2 separate regions of the Homo sapiens genome follow, and region 2 is linked to region 1. Evidence: read pairs that join two places in POLR2A ChIA-PET (ENCODE). Cell type or tissue: PC-9. All regions are shown on one strand. Links, peaks and the distances in the headings refer to the core of each region. The heading gives the core; the rest is flanking DNA. Region 1 overlaps TLE1-DT (TLE1 divergent transcript). Region 2 has its middle 100 kb from the start of SPATA31D4.

Region 1 (8,619 bases), core at 2,420-7,419:
GGTACTACAGGAGGGCCCATCACGCGTGACTGCTGGCATTCCTTGTTACATTTATGCCTTTGTTACTTCTCCTGTCCTCTCAGTGGCACTCCACAGGGCTCTGCAGGGAAGTGCTGTTCCTTCCTGGGAAGCACAGAATGTCCTGGTTCCCTCTTCTGCTCTTGCTTCTCCAACTCTTCTCAGCTTCCCATAGTGGCTCTTGCATTTCACAATCCCTTAAATAAGTATTTATTTTTATTTATTTTTTTGAGACAGCATCTTGCCCTGTCACCCAGGCTATAGTGCAGTGGCAGGATCATGGCTCACTGCAGCCTCGACCTCCTGGGCTCACATGATCCTCCCACCTTAGCCTCCTAAGTAGCTGGGACTACAGGCATGTGACACCATGGTGGGTGTCTTTTGGGCTGGATGCGGTGGCTCGTGTCTGCAATCTCAGCACTTTGGGAGGTTGAGGCAGGAAAATTGCTTGAGCCCAGGAGTTTGAGACCAGCCTGGGTAACGTGTTAAAACCCCATTTCTACAAAAAATACAAAAATTAGCCAGGTGTGGTGGTGCACACCTGTAATCCCAGCTGTTCAGAGGCTGAGGTGGGAGGATCGTGTGAGCCCAGGAAGTTGAGGCTGCTGTGAGCCATGATCCTGCCACTGCACTGCACCTGGGTGACAGGGTGAGACCCTGTCTCAAAAAAAGATTAAAAAAAAAAAAAAGTAAGTATTTCTTAAGCTAATGTGTGCTTTAAAAAGTCACTTGGAGGCCAGGCGCGGTGGCTCACGCCTGTAATCCCAGCACTTTGGGAGGCTGAGATGGGCGGATCATGAGGTCAGGAGATCGAGACCATCCTGGCTAACACGGTGAAACCCCATCTCTACTAAAAATACAAAAAAATTAGCCTGGCGTAGTGGCGGGCACCTGTAGTCCCAGCTACTAGGGAGGCTGAGGCAGGAGAATGGCGTGAACCCGGGAGGCGGAGCTTGCAGTGAGCCGAGATCGCGCCACTGCACTCCAGCCTGGGCAACTGAGCAAGACTCCGTCTCCAAAAAAAAAAGTCACTTGGAGGCTGGGCATGGTGGCTCACACCTGTAATCCCAGCACTTTGGGAGGCCAAGGCGGGTGGATCACCTGAGGTCAGGAGTTTGAGACCAGCCTGACCAATATGGTGAAACCCTGTCTCTACTAAAAATACAAAAATTAGCTGGGCGCGGTGGCAGGTGCCTGTAATCCCAGCTACTTGGGAGGCTAAGACAGGAGAATGGCTTGAACCCGGTAGGCAGAGGTTGCAGTGAGCCAAGATCACGCCACTGCACTCCAGCCTGGGCAACAGAGCAAGACTCCGTCTGAAGAAAAAAAAAAAAAAAGTCACTTGGAGAGCATCAGAACATCTTTAAAATGCAGTTGCCTCATCCTCTGAGGTGGGACCTAGAAATCTGCATTTTCGCCAAGCATCAGAGAGAATTCTTCTGCAAGGTGGCACAAGAAAATTTTCAACACTGATTATCTGATTTGATACACAGGTATAAATCAACACCCAAATCTGTATAGTACCACTGATCATCTCCAGCTGTACATCTCCCGGGTACCTACAGCTCAATCCAAAACAGAATTCAACACCTCTCTACCCAAAACCGTTCCTCCTCTAAGTATCATTTTCCTTTCTGACACACACCACGAGGTTTCCTTGCCCCAGATCTGAATCAGCCATGTCTCCAAGGAGCTCTGGTACCTTCTCATGGGTAATGGCATTCAGATACTAAGATATTGGCAGTAGGTATCATTAGAATTCTCTTGTCTTAATTTGAATTGTTTTCTCAGGATGCAGTTCCAACAGTGGGATTATTGAATTAGGAAAGGTAAAATATTTTATGGCTCTTAGTTCAATATTTACAAAGGTACAGCCAGTCTACTGTTGGGCTCTGTTGGGACTGTATTCCTTTGCCTCTCCTTCGCCTATTAGTGTCAGTCGCTAATATTAAAGCAGTAGCATTGGCTGACAGTGTCCTCAAATATGAGAGCTTCAGAGAAGAGTTCTGATGCACAGCTCCTGTCATTCCCCTCTCTGGTCCTCTAGGGATCTTTGCTGAAGAGACACATTCTGAACTAGAGCCAGAGGGGGAAGAAAGAACTAGCTTGGTAAGTGTATAAACAGCTTGACTTCTACCTCCTCCCCAAATTAGTGCAGCTGTGGTTAATTTTGTGTGTGTGTGTGTGTGTGTGTGTGTTGAGATAGAGTCTCACATTGTCACCCAGGCTGGAGTGCAGTGGCCTGATCTAGGCTCACCGCAACCTCTGCCTTCTGGTTTCAAGCGATTCTCCTGCCTCAGCCTCCTGAGTAACTAAGATTATAGGCGCCCACCACCACGCCTGGCTAATTTTTGTATTTTTAGTAGAGATAGCATTTCACCATGTTGGCCAGGCTGGTCTCGAACTTCTGACCTCGTGATCTGCCCACCTCAGCCTCCCAAACTGCTGGGATTACAGGCATGAGCCACTGCACCCGGCCAACTCTGGTTAATTTTTAGGAGAAGATATGGCCAAGGCCGGAACTCCTGAGCAGGGCATTCCACTTCTGTTTCTTTCCTGAGTCTAAGCAGCATCAGAATGTACAAGGAAGACTAGCTTGATCCTTTGGGGTGGCAGGAGGTAAGAAAGAGTAAAATGGAATGTGGTTTCTCAACTTTAATGAACAGTAATGACACACGCTGATAAATGTGGCCCAGATTAGTATACTGAGGGGAATGCAGGGTGGTGAGGGGGTAGTCAAGTGGAAGGTACAAAGGGGACGGAAGTATGAGGGCAAAGAGGGCTCTGCTAGAGCCATTTTATTTTTTTTTTTTTTTTTTTTTTTTTTTTTTTTTTTTTTAGCTTTTTTTTTTTTATTTTATTTATTTATTTATTTATTTATTTATTTATTTTTAATTTATTTTTTTATTGATAATTCTTGGGTGTTTCTCACAGAGGGGGATTTGGCAGGGTCATGGGACAATAGTGGAGGGAAGGTCAGCAGATAAACAAGTGAACAAAGGTCTCTGGTTTTCCTAGGCAGAGGACCCTGCGGCCTTCCGCAGTGTTTGTGTCCCTGATTACTTGAGATTAGGGATTGGTGATGACTCTTAACGAGCATGCTGCCTTCAAGCATCTGTTTAACAAAGCACATCTTGCACCGCCCTTAATCCATTTAACCCTGAGTGGACACAGCACATGTTTCAGAGAGCACAGGGTTGGGGGTAAGGTCACAGATCAACAGGATCCCAAGACAGAGGAATTTTTCTTAGTGCAGAACAAAATGAAAAGTCTCCCATGTCTACTTCTTTCTACACAGACACGGCAACCATCCGATTTCTCAATCTTTTCCCCGCCTTTCCCGCCTTTCTATTCCACAAGGCCGCCATTGTCATCCTGGCCCGTTCTCAATGAGCTGTTGGGCACACCTCCCAGACGGGGTGGTGGCTGGGCAGAGGCGCCCCTCACCTCCCGGACGGGGCGGCTGGCCGGGCGGGGGGGGCTGACCCCCCCCCCACCTCCCTCCCGGACGGGGCGGCTGGCCGGGCAGAGGGGCTCCTCACTTCCCAGTAGGGGCGGCCGGGCAGAGGCGCCCCTCACCTCCCGGACGGGGCGGCTGGCCGGGCAGGGGGGCTGACCCCCCCCACCTCCCTCCCGGACGGGGCGGCTGGCCGGGCGTGGGGCTGACACCCCCACCTCCCTCCCGGACAGGGCGGCTGGCCGGGCGGGGGGCTGACCCCCCCACCTCCCTCCCGGATGGGGCGGCTGGTCGGGCGGGGGGCCGACCCCCCCCACCTCCCTCCCGGACGGGGCGGCTGGCCGGGCAGAGGGGCTCCTCACTTCCCAGTAGGGGCGGCCGGGCAGAGGCGCCCCTCACCTCCCAGACGGGGCGGCTGGCCGGGCGGAGGGCTGACCCCCCCACCTCCCTCCCGGACAGGGCGGCTGGCCGGGCGGGGGGCTGACCCCCCCACCTCCCTCCCGGACGGGGCGGCTGGCCGGGCAGAGGGGCTCCTCACTTCCCAGTAGGGGCGGCCGGGCAGAGGCGCCCCTCACCTCCCAGACGGGGCGGCTGGCCGGGCGGGGGGCTGACCCCCCCACCTCCCTCCCGGACGGGGCGGCTGGCCAGGCGGGGGGCTGACCCCCCCACCTCCCTCCCGGACGGGGCGGCTGGCCGGGTGGGGGGGCTGACCCCCCCATCTCCCTCCCGGACGGGGTGGCTGGCCGGGCTGAGGGGCTCCTCACTTCCCAGTAGGGGCGGCCGGGCAGAGGCGCCCCTCACCTCCCGGACGGGGCGGCTGGCCGGGAGGGGGGCTGACCCCCCCACCTCCCTCCCGGATGGCACAGCTGGCCGGGCGGGGGGGGCTGACCCCCCACCTCCCTCCCGGATGGGGCGGCTGGCCGGGTGGGGGGCTGACCCCCCCCCCCACCTCCCTCCCGGACGGGGTGGCTGCTGGGCAGAGATGCTCCTCACTTCCCAGATGGGGTGGCTGCCGGGCGGAGGGGCTCCTCACTTCTCAGACGGGGTGGTTGCCAGGCAGAGGGTCTCCTCACTTCTCAGACGGGGCGGCCGGGCAGAGACGCTCCTCACCTCCCAGACGGGGTCTCGGCCGGGCAGAGGCGCTCCTCACATCCCAGATGGGGCGGCGGGGCAGAGGCGCTCCCCACATCTCAGACGATGGGCGGCCGGGCAGAGACGCTCCTCACTTCCTAGATGTGATGGCGGCTGGGAAGAGGTGCTCCTCACTTCCTAGATGGGATGGCGGCCGGGCGGAGACGCTCCTCACTTTCCAGACTGGGCAGCCAGGCAGAGGGGCTCCTCACATCCCAGACGATGGGCAGCCAGGCAGAGACACTCCTCACTTCCCAGACGGGGTGGCGGCCGGGCAGAGGCTGCAATCTCGGCACTTTGGGAGGCCAAGGCAGGCGGCTGGGAGGTGTAGGTTGTAGTGAGCCGAGATCACGCCACTGCACTCCAGCCTGGGCACCATTGAGCACTGAGTGAACGAGACTCCGTCTGCAATCCCGGCACCTCGGGAGGCCGAGGTTGGCGGATCACTCGCGGTTAGGGGCTGGAGACCGGCCCGGCCAACACAGCGAAACCCTGTCTCCACCAAAACCAGTCAGGCGTGGCGGCGCGTGCCTGCAATCGCAGGCACTCGGCAGACTGAGGCAGGAGAATCAGGCAGGGAGGATGCAGTGAGCCGAGATGGCAGCAGTACAGTCCAGCTTCGGCTCCGCATGAGAGGGAGACCGTGGGGAGAGGGAGAGCGAGAGGGAGACGGAGAGCGAGAGGGAGACGGAGAGGGAGAGGGAGGGGGAGGGGGAGGGGGAGGGGGAGGGGGAGGGGGAGGGGGAGGGGGAGGGGGAGGGGGAGGGGGAGAGGGCGCTAGAGCCATTTTAGATGTGCAGGAGAAGAAATTCCCTCTCCCAAATCTACTGCCAGGCATACCCTCCAGCCATGTTTACCTCTCCCTTCCGTTGGTAAAGCCCACCGAAACTAACTCCAAAAGAGACTGAGAACCCTAGAAAGAACAGGTCTTGCTTCAAGCTGTTTCAATATCTTTTTTTTTTTTTTTTTTTTTTTTGAGAAGGAATCTGGCTCTGTCGCCCAGGCTGGAGTGCATGTTGCAATCTCGGCTCACTGCAACCTCTACCTCCCAGGTTCAAGCAATTCTCTGCCTCAGCCTCCCGAGTAGCTGGGATTACAGGTGCCCGCTACCACGCCTGGCTAATTTTTGTTTTAGTAGAGACGGGGTTTCACCATCTTGGCCAGGCTGGTCTTGACCTCCTGACCTTGTGATCTACCCACCTCGGCCTCCCAAAGTGCTGGGTTTACAGGCGTGAGCTACCATACCGGGCCTGTTTCAACATCTTTAAGAACTAGAAGTGAAGAAAAAGATGTTAGGTAAGAACCAGAGCATATATTGTTCAACTTGACAAATCTTGTACTTATCTAAAACGTGCTAATACTATGTTGCTTCTACTGTCTGTGAGCTCAAGAGAGAGAGTGCTTCCTTCCCAGGCTTTTCTGCTGCTCCTGGGTAATAGAGATCCTAATATCTTCTGATTGACCTTCTCTTTTTATTCTATTTATTTATTTATAATCTAATTTTAGAGACAGGGTCTCACTTTGTCTGTAAACTTCAACTCCCGGGCTCAAGCCATCTTCCTGTGTTAGCCTCCCAACTAGCTAGAAATATAGGCGTGTGCCACCAAACTCAGCTATTTTTTTTTTCTTTTTGTAGAGATGAGTGTCTCACTCTATTATTGCCCAGGCTGGTCTTGAACTTCTGGCCTCAAGTGATCCTCCAGCCTTGGCCTCCCAAAGTGTTGGGATTACAAGTGTGAGCCACCTCACCTGGCCCAAATTAGGTTAACAAATAGAAATTTTTAAATTTAAATTTTCATGCCATAAGTTTTTATACCTTTAGTGCTAATAAGTATTTGGAAATAATTAACACGTAGAAAACGAGTATTATTGGAAAAGTTCAGAAACAGTTGCTTAGGCCTAGCACAACGGCCAGATTATTTTTCATGAAGATATATCTGTGGTTTTTTTTTTAGCCTGCGTAGATAGGAGAGCCATTTTCCACGAGTAAAATTGTCTTCATTTGGTTGTGTTCTTCCAGGAGCACAGCATCAAGACTCAGTGACACTCATGACACCATTTCAAGTCACATGGCCTCACTAGTTCATCCAGCGCTCTCTGAAGCTAACCCTTATTTGATCCGTAGCATATATTCTGTGATAGTCTTCTACTATTACTTATAATTTAAAGTATGAGTTTTGGATTCCTGGCTATCCTGTATGTTTTGAGAGAAGAATTAACATTTATGTAATAGTTCCTTATGTCCTCAATACCTAGAAGAGAACTGTATTTTTTGGTAGATCTAAATAAACATATTGGCTGATAACTTGTTACCTGGAACAGATTATGCTTGAAAACTTTAACTTTCATTAACGCATACACGCCCATCCTTGAAAGTGGATATGGGGCAGCTAAATCTTGATGAGTAAGGGATTAGACAATGTCCACCTACTAAGGACCAACAGCCCAGGAGTTTGAATTCTACGAGGACCATGAGAGGTGTACAGCTGGACTTCGATGAGAAGGCCATTAGCCCCTAAAAGAATTGTCATAGCTTTTGGGGAGAAAATGCTTCACTAAAGAAATTCTATTTATTTTATGACAAGATGGGGCGCATTCAGGACGGTATGGCCTATTTATTCTATTTATTTTAAAGGCTTGCTGGACGCCATCTAGCCACTAGCAAACTGCAAACTATTTGCACTTTTCTGGGTCCCAAAGCCAACTTAAGAAGAGGCTGCTTCCCTACCATTCCTTGTACCTGTGAAAGAACTGTTTTTTTTTTTTTCTATACAGACCTCTGAGCTAAACTCAGTGAAACTAATTCCAACTTGGGGTACTTACTAATTATCTGTTGAGATTGTAGAACTAGGCAGTGTCCTATCAGAGTATTTTTCAAGAACTGAGAATGATAGTATTCATAAAACACATCAGGCTCTTTTTGCAATGGAAATAACAATTCTCAACATTAATCCCTTCCACCTGCCACCACCACCACCATCACTACCTTCCCACCTTTTCCTAATACCATCTTGGCTGCTATCTTCAATCCAAAAGGATGATGGGGAATAGAATATTCCCTCCTTATGAAAGAGCTTCCTAGGGCTGGGTGCAGTGGCTCATACCTGTAATCCCACCACTTTAAGAAGCTGAGGTATGAGGATCACTTGAGCCCAGAAGTTCAAGACCAACATGAGCAATATAGTGAGACTTCATCTCTCCAAAAAGTTGAAAAATTAGGCCTGGTACAGTGGCTCTACACCTGTAATCCCAGCATTTTGAGAGGCCAAGGTGGGTGGATTGCTTGAGCTCAGGAGTTTGGGACCAGCCTGGACAACATGATGAAACCCCGTCTCTACAAAAAATACAAAAATTAAGCCGGGCGTGGTGGCTCATGCCTGTAATCCCAGCACTTTGGGAGGCTGAAGTGGGAGGATCACGAGGTCAGGAGTTCAAGACCAGCCTGGCCAACATAGTGAAACCCTGTCTCTACTAAAAATACAAAAATTATCCAGGCATGGTGGCACATGCCTGTAGTCCCAGCTACTTAGGAGGCTGAGGCAGGGGAATTGCTTGAACCCTGGAGGCGGAGGTTGCAGTGAGCCAAGATGGTACCACTGCACTCCAGCCTGGGCTACAGAGTGAGACTCTGACAAAAAAAAAAAAAAAAAAATTAGCCAGGCATGGTGGTACACACCTGTGGTCCCAGCTACTTGGGAGGCTGAGGTGTGAGGATCTCTTGAGCCCAGGAGGTCGAGGCTGCAGTGAGCTATGATTGTGCCACTGCACTCCAGTCTGGGTGACAGAGCAAGACCCTGTATATATATTTAAAAAGTAGGCTGGGCATGGTGGTTCATGCCTGTAATCCCAGCACTTTGGGAGGTCGAGGCAGGCAGATCACAAGGTCAAGAGATAAAGACCATCCTGGCCAACATGGTGAAATGACATCTCTACTAAAAATACAAAAATTAGCCAGGTGTGGTGGTACGTGCCTGTAATCCCAGCTACTCGGGAGGCTCAGGCAGGAGAATTGC
Region 2 (8,619 bases), core at 1,459-6,458, 120 kb before region 1:
ATGAGCTTTAGAGAATACAAAAACATGCAAGCCCTGTGTATTTAGTTATCTATTGGCGCATAACAAATTACCTCCGAATTTAGCAACTTAGAGCAATAAACATTTATCATCTCATAGTTTCTGTGGCTCAGGAATGGAGACACAGCTTAACTGGGTGGTTCTAGCTCAGGGTCACTCTTAAGGCTTCAAATCAAGGCTCTTCTCCTCGCAGCCTCACCCCAGAACCTCTCTAGCAGGACAGCTGGGCTTGTTTACGTGGTGGCTGGGCTGAGAGAGAGGGAGAGGAATTCAGTAAGTCTGGGATGGAGCATGAGAATTTGCATTTCAGGTGATGCTGATGGCCTGGGTCCAGGGACCTCACTCTGAGAAACACAGACTTGAGCAAAGGCTCAGAAGTACAGCATATTTGGAAAGTAGCAAATAGATCTTTTTATTTGTCAATTTGGACTGATTCAGTTAGTTTCCTGATCCTCTTAGAAACAGTGGAAATGAAAGGCATTAGTCTATACTTAAAGAATCTTTAAAAACTAGAAACTTTTGGTGCTGGGGGGTATTCAGAGAATATAAACCCATCATTCTACAAATGAGCAAAGTGAGGGTAAGAAGACAGGCTGAAACAAATCGTAACAGTTTTCTCTAAAGTTAAATGGGTTTGTGTGGTTCCCTCACTCAGGGGCTCCTGGAGGAAAGAAGGAGCCTCTTTGCCTTTGGAGTCTTAGTGCTTTCTGTTTGAAATGAGATAAAGAGTTTGTGATGGATTCTCCCAATAGACTACTCTCCCGTTATAAAATGCATATGCCCATACTTTGGCATAGAAGGGAGGCTGAAAGAACTCTCAGAAAATCTCTGAGTCCATTAGACAAGTTTCCCTGTGCAAATGGATCTATGTAGCTCCTTCCTGCCTTCTATGGGATGAGAAGCCTTAGTCACATTTCTGCCAACTCCAGAGAGGCTGTTGTCCTTTTTCTTTCACAATGCCTCAGGTGTATAAATTTGACTGCCTAAACTTGTCTGCAAAACTTGGATTTGGGACACTGTTCCTTTTTAAAATCCAAATAATTAGCAAAATAAAATCTAAATGCAAACTGGGATGAACCCATCTTGACTCCTGAAATATACTTTCTTTGGAAAGAGGGTAGTGAAGCTCTGCAGTTTACTGCTTGCAATGTGTGCACAAAATTAGCTTGGTTCTTTTGTTCTGTCGTCTGAGTTTTTGTCACCTTTTATTTGACTGTACTTAGGGAACAGTATGAAGGCATTTAAAAGAAGCCCAAAGGAATCTCATCTGCACATGCAAATATAAGTGTTTTTATCATGATTAAGCCAGCTACCCCTGGCTTCCTTTACCTTCACTCTTCCCCTAATTTACCACCTCTGCCCCACTCTAATACATAGTCCTGCACCCAAGAATATATATGTGCATGCATATTCTTATATAGAAGCAAAGATTCTAAAGGCAGCTGACCCATAACCCCCTTGTGGTTTCCACTTGTGGTTTCTGCATAAACTTACTTAAATACAGGTGTCTCTTTAGTTATGACATTCAGCGAAGTCCTAGAGTTCACAGCTCTCACTTCCTCAGAAGGGTAAGACCTGTCCCAAGGTTTAACCTTGAGTAAGAAGGTAAACTACAGATGGAGAGAGGGTAGCCAAAACCTCACTGCTGCTTCTTTCATACTTAAACCTGGTTTCTGAGCCTACGTTTGTTAAGTCGTATGAAAGGATGCCACATAGCTAATGTCTTCCTTCGAGAAAGCTAAGAGGTCAGAGTGGCAGACTGTAAATTCATTTGATTCATTGCCTTTACCAGTTCAACCACAAATTGTTTTCTCCCACTGGGCACCATTTAATAAGCCATATCAGGTGCACAATGGAAACAGCAAACCACAGATAGAAAGGGATCACATCTTGTAAGGAAGTGCATGGGTCAGACCTGCCTTCCCACTTCCCAGCTCTTTGGTTTGGGCTTGGCCAAGTCACTTAACATTGCCCCAACTGAGGCTCCTCGTTTGGGCCTTGGTTTCTCCACTTGGGAAATGGAGTTGTCCTGCAGGTCAGGGACACTATGTGAAAATCCAAATCACCTGGTACTATCACCTATCACCCACCTCACTCAGCAGGTGTTCAATAAATGGTAGTCGTGATGGACCCAGGCAGTAAATGAAACATATGATTTTTCTCCCAAAGAAGCTCAGAATCTTTGTCTATGTTTTACCAGCTTAATTTTGTTTTTCCCTGGCTGAGAACCACTTTGTGTATCCTACTCTCAATTCCTGCTAAACTAGAGAAAGGCAAAGTTACATGAACACGAATCTAGAGTCAGCTTCTGACTGAAAACCTCTGCTATTGCACTGATGAGCTCTGGAATGCTTTTCCCAAGCAAGATGGAGTTATTAACAATAACATTATGTTCTAAGTCATTAGTAAGGACCTGTCAGAAAGGAATCAGTCCCTGCATCTTCTGGGGTTTGATAGAAAAAAAAAAAAGAATTAAAAAATGTTGGAGGCTGAAGCATCAGCAACTGACATATATTCATCTGAAACAAAGACAACTTTTTAAAAAAGGAATCTGTGGTGCACACAGACCTGGAAAGAAAGACACTTTGGCTGCGAAATCCCCCCATCTTCTCTGGGGAGACTCCTGCCTCCGCCTGCTGTTCATCAGCCCTGATTTTGATGGGGCGATTTTTAGTCAGCTGCCTCGATCATTTTGGCACAGACAAAAATCCTTTAAAAAATGTTACACTTCATCAAAGTGTATCATGAGACTTCACGGTCATTATCTCAATGGCCGCTCTGATGTGCTACAATTGGCAGAGACACAAACGGTAGGGGGTGTATGAGAAGAAAGCCAGCGTTTCATGCGGAAAGCTGGCAGGCCTCGCCAAGCTTCTGTCAACAACTCCGCGGTCTGATCCGATGCACTGAGCGTGCTGATGATGCTCTTGTTTCTGGAGGAAGTAAACAAGAAAATGAATTCCACCGCGCAACACAGCCTCTTTGTATCTTCAAAATGGTGTGACTGGACTTGGGCCAGCTGCGTTGAAAGTTGGGCCATTTATGTCATCAGGGCCCCAGTACTGATGGAGGCTTTGATTACGACTTGGACCCAGCTGTAAGACCCTTCGGGGGCAGCCACTCAGCAAATAAAGGCATTGATTGGTTGTTGGGTCAATTTAGCCATAAGGGGACAGAGCATGGCTCTTTTGAAAAGCCTAATGGATTAGCTACACAACCAGTCCCACTGTAGGCCTTATTTTTCAAGTAACTTCATGACAGTTTTCCAGCTTGGCAGGGAACCCTCCTCCAGAGCAAGCTTCAGAGCTGTTCTTGTTATCAATAGTGGGGCTCAAAGGATTAGACACAGCGGGCTTTACAATTTAATGAAAACAGCTGTTGAAACAACAATTACTGCAAACAGTAGTTTGCATGGAAAACTATTAATTATGTAAAGTTATGCAGAAAGTGGAATACTCTTTTATTCAGGGCCTTCTAAAACCAACTGATGAGGACAACGTGGAGCCACCTTCCATTCTGTGCCTCTCAAGTGCCAGGAAGTGGGGGTGCTTGTAGGAAGGGGCTCCATGGTGTGTGAGCTGCATGTAAGTAGAGCTCCAGGCTGCCACTTCACTGCAAAGTGAGTCAGAGGTAAAATATTGAGGAAAAGAATGTCCATTCAACTTACATTACCTTGGGTACCTCAGGTCTTCTCATACCAACTCAGGACTGCGTTTTCACAAGAATCTGAAATTCCATTTGAGTCTTAGTGGTTGGGGTCTCAACTTTAGCTTTTTTGAATAAAACCACTTCTATAATATGCTCTCCTTCAGGCCTCACTCACCCTAAGGAGACAATGCTGAAAAAATGATGGAGCCCCTTGTTCTCTGGACTAAATCAACTTTAATTACTTTATTATGATCCAATGTGGACTCGCAACCATTCCCCTTCCACCTTCATTCCCTCCTCCTCGAAATGTACAGTTCATCTTCTCCTTCCACTCTCTCAGCTTGCTGGGGCTTTTAAATTCATTGCTTCTCTCTTTGCAATTTCCATCCTTGACTAACAGTGCTGGGAATTGACTTACGGCCCTTCGCCTACCCTGTGCTCCACATCTCACTTTCCTCCCCGTCCGGGAATCACCAAGCCAAGAAGTCCCATTAAGAAGGTTATTAACTGTATACATAAACATTGCCTCCTGCCTATGGTTAGATTTATTTCTCATCACTTCCAAGTAACTGGTTTTAACACTCTTTCCAGCACGCCCAACACCTTTTATTTGACTATATTGTTTTAGAAAGGCCTTTGGGAATTTAGCTAATTTCATGCTGGAACTTAATAAGTGGGATTTGACACTCTTTGATAATTCCAAAACCATTAGTCAAGTCTCACTCCCTTCAGGGAAAGAATGAAAGCTTTATTAGTCATAGGGTCTCTATTCTAAACATGTCACCTGAATTTAGTAGTGTATCTGTGCTGAAATGCAATTGACTTTGTGATTGAATAGAACTTTCCCTGAAACTACAAGAAAGCTGTCACTGGCTATCAACAGCAAGAGAGCATCTGCCTTTTTCTGAAAATTTTCACTGGGTTCACATGTGCATTTTGAAATAATTCAGTGAATTTAATTTATCAACCTCTGCATGTTAATAAAATGAGAAGCACACACCCACACACCCACACCAACACTCTAATTCTCTCTGAGGACTTAGTTCAGTCTTTTCTTCACCCAAGATACAAGAATAGAGAATAATTTCCTTCCCCTCTTCTGACAGTTTAAAAAAAAATTTTTTTTTTTTTGAGATGGAGTCTCAGTCTGCCACCCAGGCTGGAGGGCAGTGGCACGATTTTGGCTCACTGCAAGCTCCACCTCCCGGGTTCACGCCATTCTCCTGCCTCAGCCTCCCCAGTAGCTGGGACTACAGGCGCCCACCACCATGCCCGGCTAATTTTTTTTGTATTTTAGTAGAGACAGGGTTTCACTGTGTTAGTCAGGATGGTCTCGATCTCCTGACCTCATGATCTTCCTGCCTCGGCCTCCCAAAGTGCTGGGATTACAGGCATGAGCCAGTTTAAAAAACCTTGAAAGATCATACCTCCAGAAAGCCCCAGAGCATAATTGAGTGTGCAAATGAAATTCATTACTATGGTCACAAACAATAATCCAATTAACATGTATTTGTGTAATGCCTTTAAAATCATTCTAAACTCAAGAACACATTCATCTTTGAAGTACAATGCCAGCTCAGTGCCATGTCCCAGCATACTCCAGTTCACACTTTGCACTGGAGATTACAAAACAGCATCAAGATTGCAAAAGCAATTATTCCAGTTATCCAGATGTGATTTTTCAATCATTGTAGGATTTTTTTTTTTTTTTTTTTAAGCAGTTCTTATTACGTGGCACAGATCGCAGCGCTCATGCTGGCTCGGTGCTTACATCTCTTCATTATTAATTCAGCTCATGGAGCTTAATTGGACAAGGCTAGAGCGAATTTGACAAACATCACAGCAGCAGAAAAAGCAATCACTCTTTCAAGATGAAAATTTGTTTGATGTCTTACTGTGTAACTCATTTACTCTCCTCGGGAGTCATGTGACCTGAATGTTAATCAGCCATTGATTGGTTTCTCTCCTTGGACAGTCACGTGACCCGAATATTAATGGGCTGGCACTCCGTAGCTGTACTGTTAGGCAACCTTGTGATTGGCTGCCAGGTTAAGATACGGAGATAAGTGGGTGCTTGATGAGCACTTGACAGAACTTCACAGAAAATTAAGGCCCTAAAATAGCATGAGAAAGTCTTGTCAAATCAAGCATGATTATCACTGAATGCTTAAGGAATTCATCATCTGCATGAAATTGATACACTTCAGCACCAACAGGCCCTGTAGTCAGCAGGGACTCGTCAGATTTTTATTTATATGTGTTCACCAAATCACATTAATTCTGAGAGCTAAAACATGCTAAGGATGAAGGTTATTTTCTGTTCAATCTAATTTATCTATGACAATAATCATCACTAATAATGTGTCAAATTGGATTGCAGTCATTTTATGCATGCATGCTGATTTGGAAAATAGTGTTAAACCATCCCGCAGTAATTAACAACCGGTAAAGGTATGCCGAGCCCAAAGTAATCAGCCTATCTAGATGGAAAATTAAGTTTTATAGAATGGATTTATAGATACATATCCTTATTTAATTCAGAATATAAATTATTCCTGGTAAAAGCCGACATCATTTTTATAACACCATTAAGGCCAATAACCATTGAGGGACTCGCATCCTTAATTTGCTCTATCCTTCATTTTTTCTCTCATTTTCTGTGGTTAACTTTCTAATGGGTGTGACTTCCTTATTGGCAAGTCCTCATTTTAGCAGGGTTTGGTAGGGCTAAGAGATGAATGAATATGCATTGGTGTAAGTGTTAATCATGGATGAAGGAAGCCACATCATACCTCTTAATACACAATGCCTTATAATTACTGGTGGGGGCTGGGAGGTGGGCAGTGAGGAGAATACAAAGAGCGGGGTGGAGCTAGACTTTGGCCTTTTGGTGTTTCTCTATTATTTCTCCTCACAAAAGAACAATAGGAAATTTTGCAGATTGACTCATAAAGGATTAATGTTTCTTGGGGAATCACTTAAGCCTAAATTGCTTTTGTTGAAATACCTTTTATGGAACAGAAGTTGTTTTTTTGGTGGTTTTTTTCTCTCTAACTTCCTGACTTATAGGGCATTTTTGGAGCAATGGAGGGTTGGAGTCATGGAATCTTAAAGAAATGTTTATACACTTTGCTGAGTGTGGCTAAAATATTTGAGAAGAGAATTACACCTCTAAAAAAGGGGAGAAATATCTATGTATAAACTGTTGTTTCTTTCCCATAACTCCCCCAACCCGGTCTTAATCCCTGAGCCACCAGCACTGCCCATTCTCTCCCTGTCTCTCAGGAGGTCTCTTTATTGATTAAATGAATCTGCTCCAAAGGCTGGCTCCCAGGCTCTTTGATCTAATCCGATCTGATTTTATCCTATCGCTTCAGCAGGACATCGGGGAATTAACAATAAGCAGCTTTACCACAAGTGTTTAATAACTCAACACAATCTCCTTATGGCTCCGAGCTGCTCAAGTTCCCACCCAGTCCACGGCAAACAGTGTAACAGATTGGCCATCCCCCCCTGAACCTGAGGAATTTTCATGCACTGTGAAACTAATCGCTTCAAGTTCCTTCATAAATCACACAAAGCAGATTTCAGCATCTTAACAAATTGAAAAAAAAAAAGAAAAACAAAACCCCAAAGGTGGAGGGGGAGAAGGGCTGGCAGAGAGGGCTCACCCTCCAGCTAAAAGTGGGTGGGAGGATATTGCAGAGAGGGGAAGGCCCAGAAATAAATTAACTTCTGTCCTCTCGTTCAATATGTTTCTCATCTCTTTATATATATATATATATTTTTTTTTTTTTTTTTTTTTTTTTTTTTTTTTGAGACGGAGTCTCCCTCTGTCGCCCAGGCTGGAGTGCAGTGGCGCGATCTCGGCTCATTGCAAGCTCCGCCTCCCGGGTTCACGCCATTCTCCTGCCTCAGCCTCCCAAGTAGCTGGGACTACAGGCGCCCGCCACTACGCCCGGCTAATTTTTGTATTTTTAGTAGAGACGGGGTTTCACCGTTTTTTTAGCCGGGATGGTCTCGATCTCCTGACCTCGTGATCCGCCCGCCTCGGCCTCCCAAAGTGCTGGGATTACAGGCGTGTGCCACCGCGCCCGGCCATCTCTTTATATTTTAACATGAATAAAATAATGTGGGCAGGCTCAAACCTAACCATGCTCCAAACCTGCAATGACCTTATTTTTTTTCCACTGTGATGAAAACGATGTGGTTTCAACCACAGGCCTCTTATTGCTGTTCCTGTGTCAGCCTTGAAATATGTAAGAAGCATACAATTAAACTAGGTCTGTGAGTCCTCCGTGATACAGACAGCAGAGAGGCTAGGCTGAAGTGGTGTGTCCCCTGGATTTCAAACCAGCATGCATGCATACAGGGGTGTCTTAAATGATCACTCGAGGTTGGGCACAGTGGCTCACGCCTATAATCCCAACACTTTGGGAGGGTAAGTCAGGTGGATCACCTGAGGTCAGGAGTTTGAGACCAGCCTGGCCAACATGGCAAAACCCTGTCTCTACTAAAAACACAAACATTAGCTGGGCATGGTGGTGCGTGCCTGTAATCCCAGCTACTAGGGGGGCCGAGGCAGGAGGATCGCTCAAACCTGGGAGGCGGAGGTTGCAGTGAGCCAAGATTGTGCCACTATACTCCAGCCAGGGCAACAGAGCAAGACTCTGTCTTAGAAAAAAAAAAATCACTCAATTACAAAAAGCCGTTCTTGAAATATTTTTACCCCCTATATATATTCCTATCTCTACATTGCAAAAGCAGAACTTATTTAATATCTTCCTCCCCACCAGAAAAAAATGCACCATGTCCCTCTAGTCTAAATATAAAATGCATAATATATAAAGTTGATCTTCTACTTTTCCAAGGCAGAAATTTCAATGCAATGGCTTACCCTTCTGCCAAAACAGTGCTGGGAGTCTATGAGAAACTGGGAGAGGAAATAGGCTT

What was found. Peaks named below come from ENCODE experiments on the same cell type or tissue, not always from the same donor. Only the 100,000 strongest peaks of a DNase experiment are listed, where the experiment ranks them.
Region 2: POLR2A ChIA-PET joins it to region 1 with 5 read pairs; 3 of 35 experiments call an interaction of 5 or more read pairs at or near these places.

The regions. Positions count from the first base shown.
Region 1 is chr9:81,706,212-81,714,830 of GRCh38, reverse strand. The region is part of intron 1 of TLE1-DT (TLE1 divergent transcript); the gene reads right to left. Among named protein-coding and RNA genes, the nearest start is that of TLE1-DT, 21 kb to the right of the region's middle. In PC-9, for the core only: no CTCF peak of the experiment used is centred there; DNase peaks (open chromatin) are centred at 2,670, 5,520 and 5,927; H3K4me3 peaks cover 1,216 bases; H3K27ac peaks cover 2,456 bases.
Region 2 is chr9:81,821,029-81,829,647 of GRCh38, reverse strand. No RefSeq gene overlaps it. Among named protein-coding and RNA genes, the nearest start is that of SPATA31D4, 100 kb to the left of the region's middle. In PC-9, for the core only: no CTCF peak of the experiment used is centred there; DNase peaks (open chromatin) are centred at 1,497, 3,647 and 4,387; H3K4me3 peaks cover 714 bases; H3K27ac peaks cover 2,066 bases.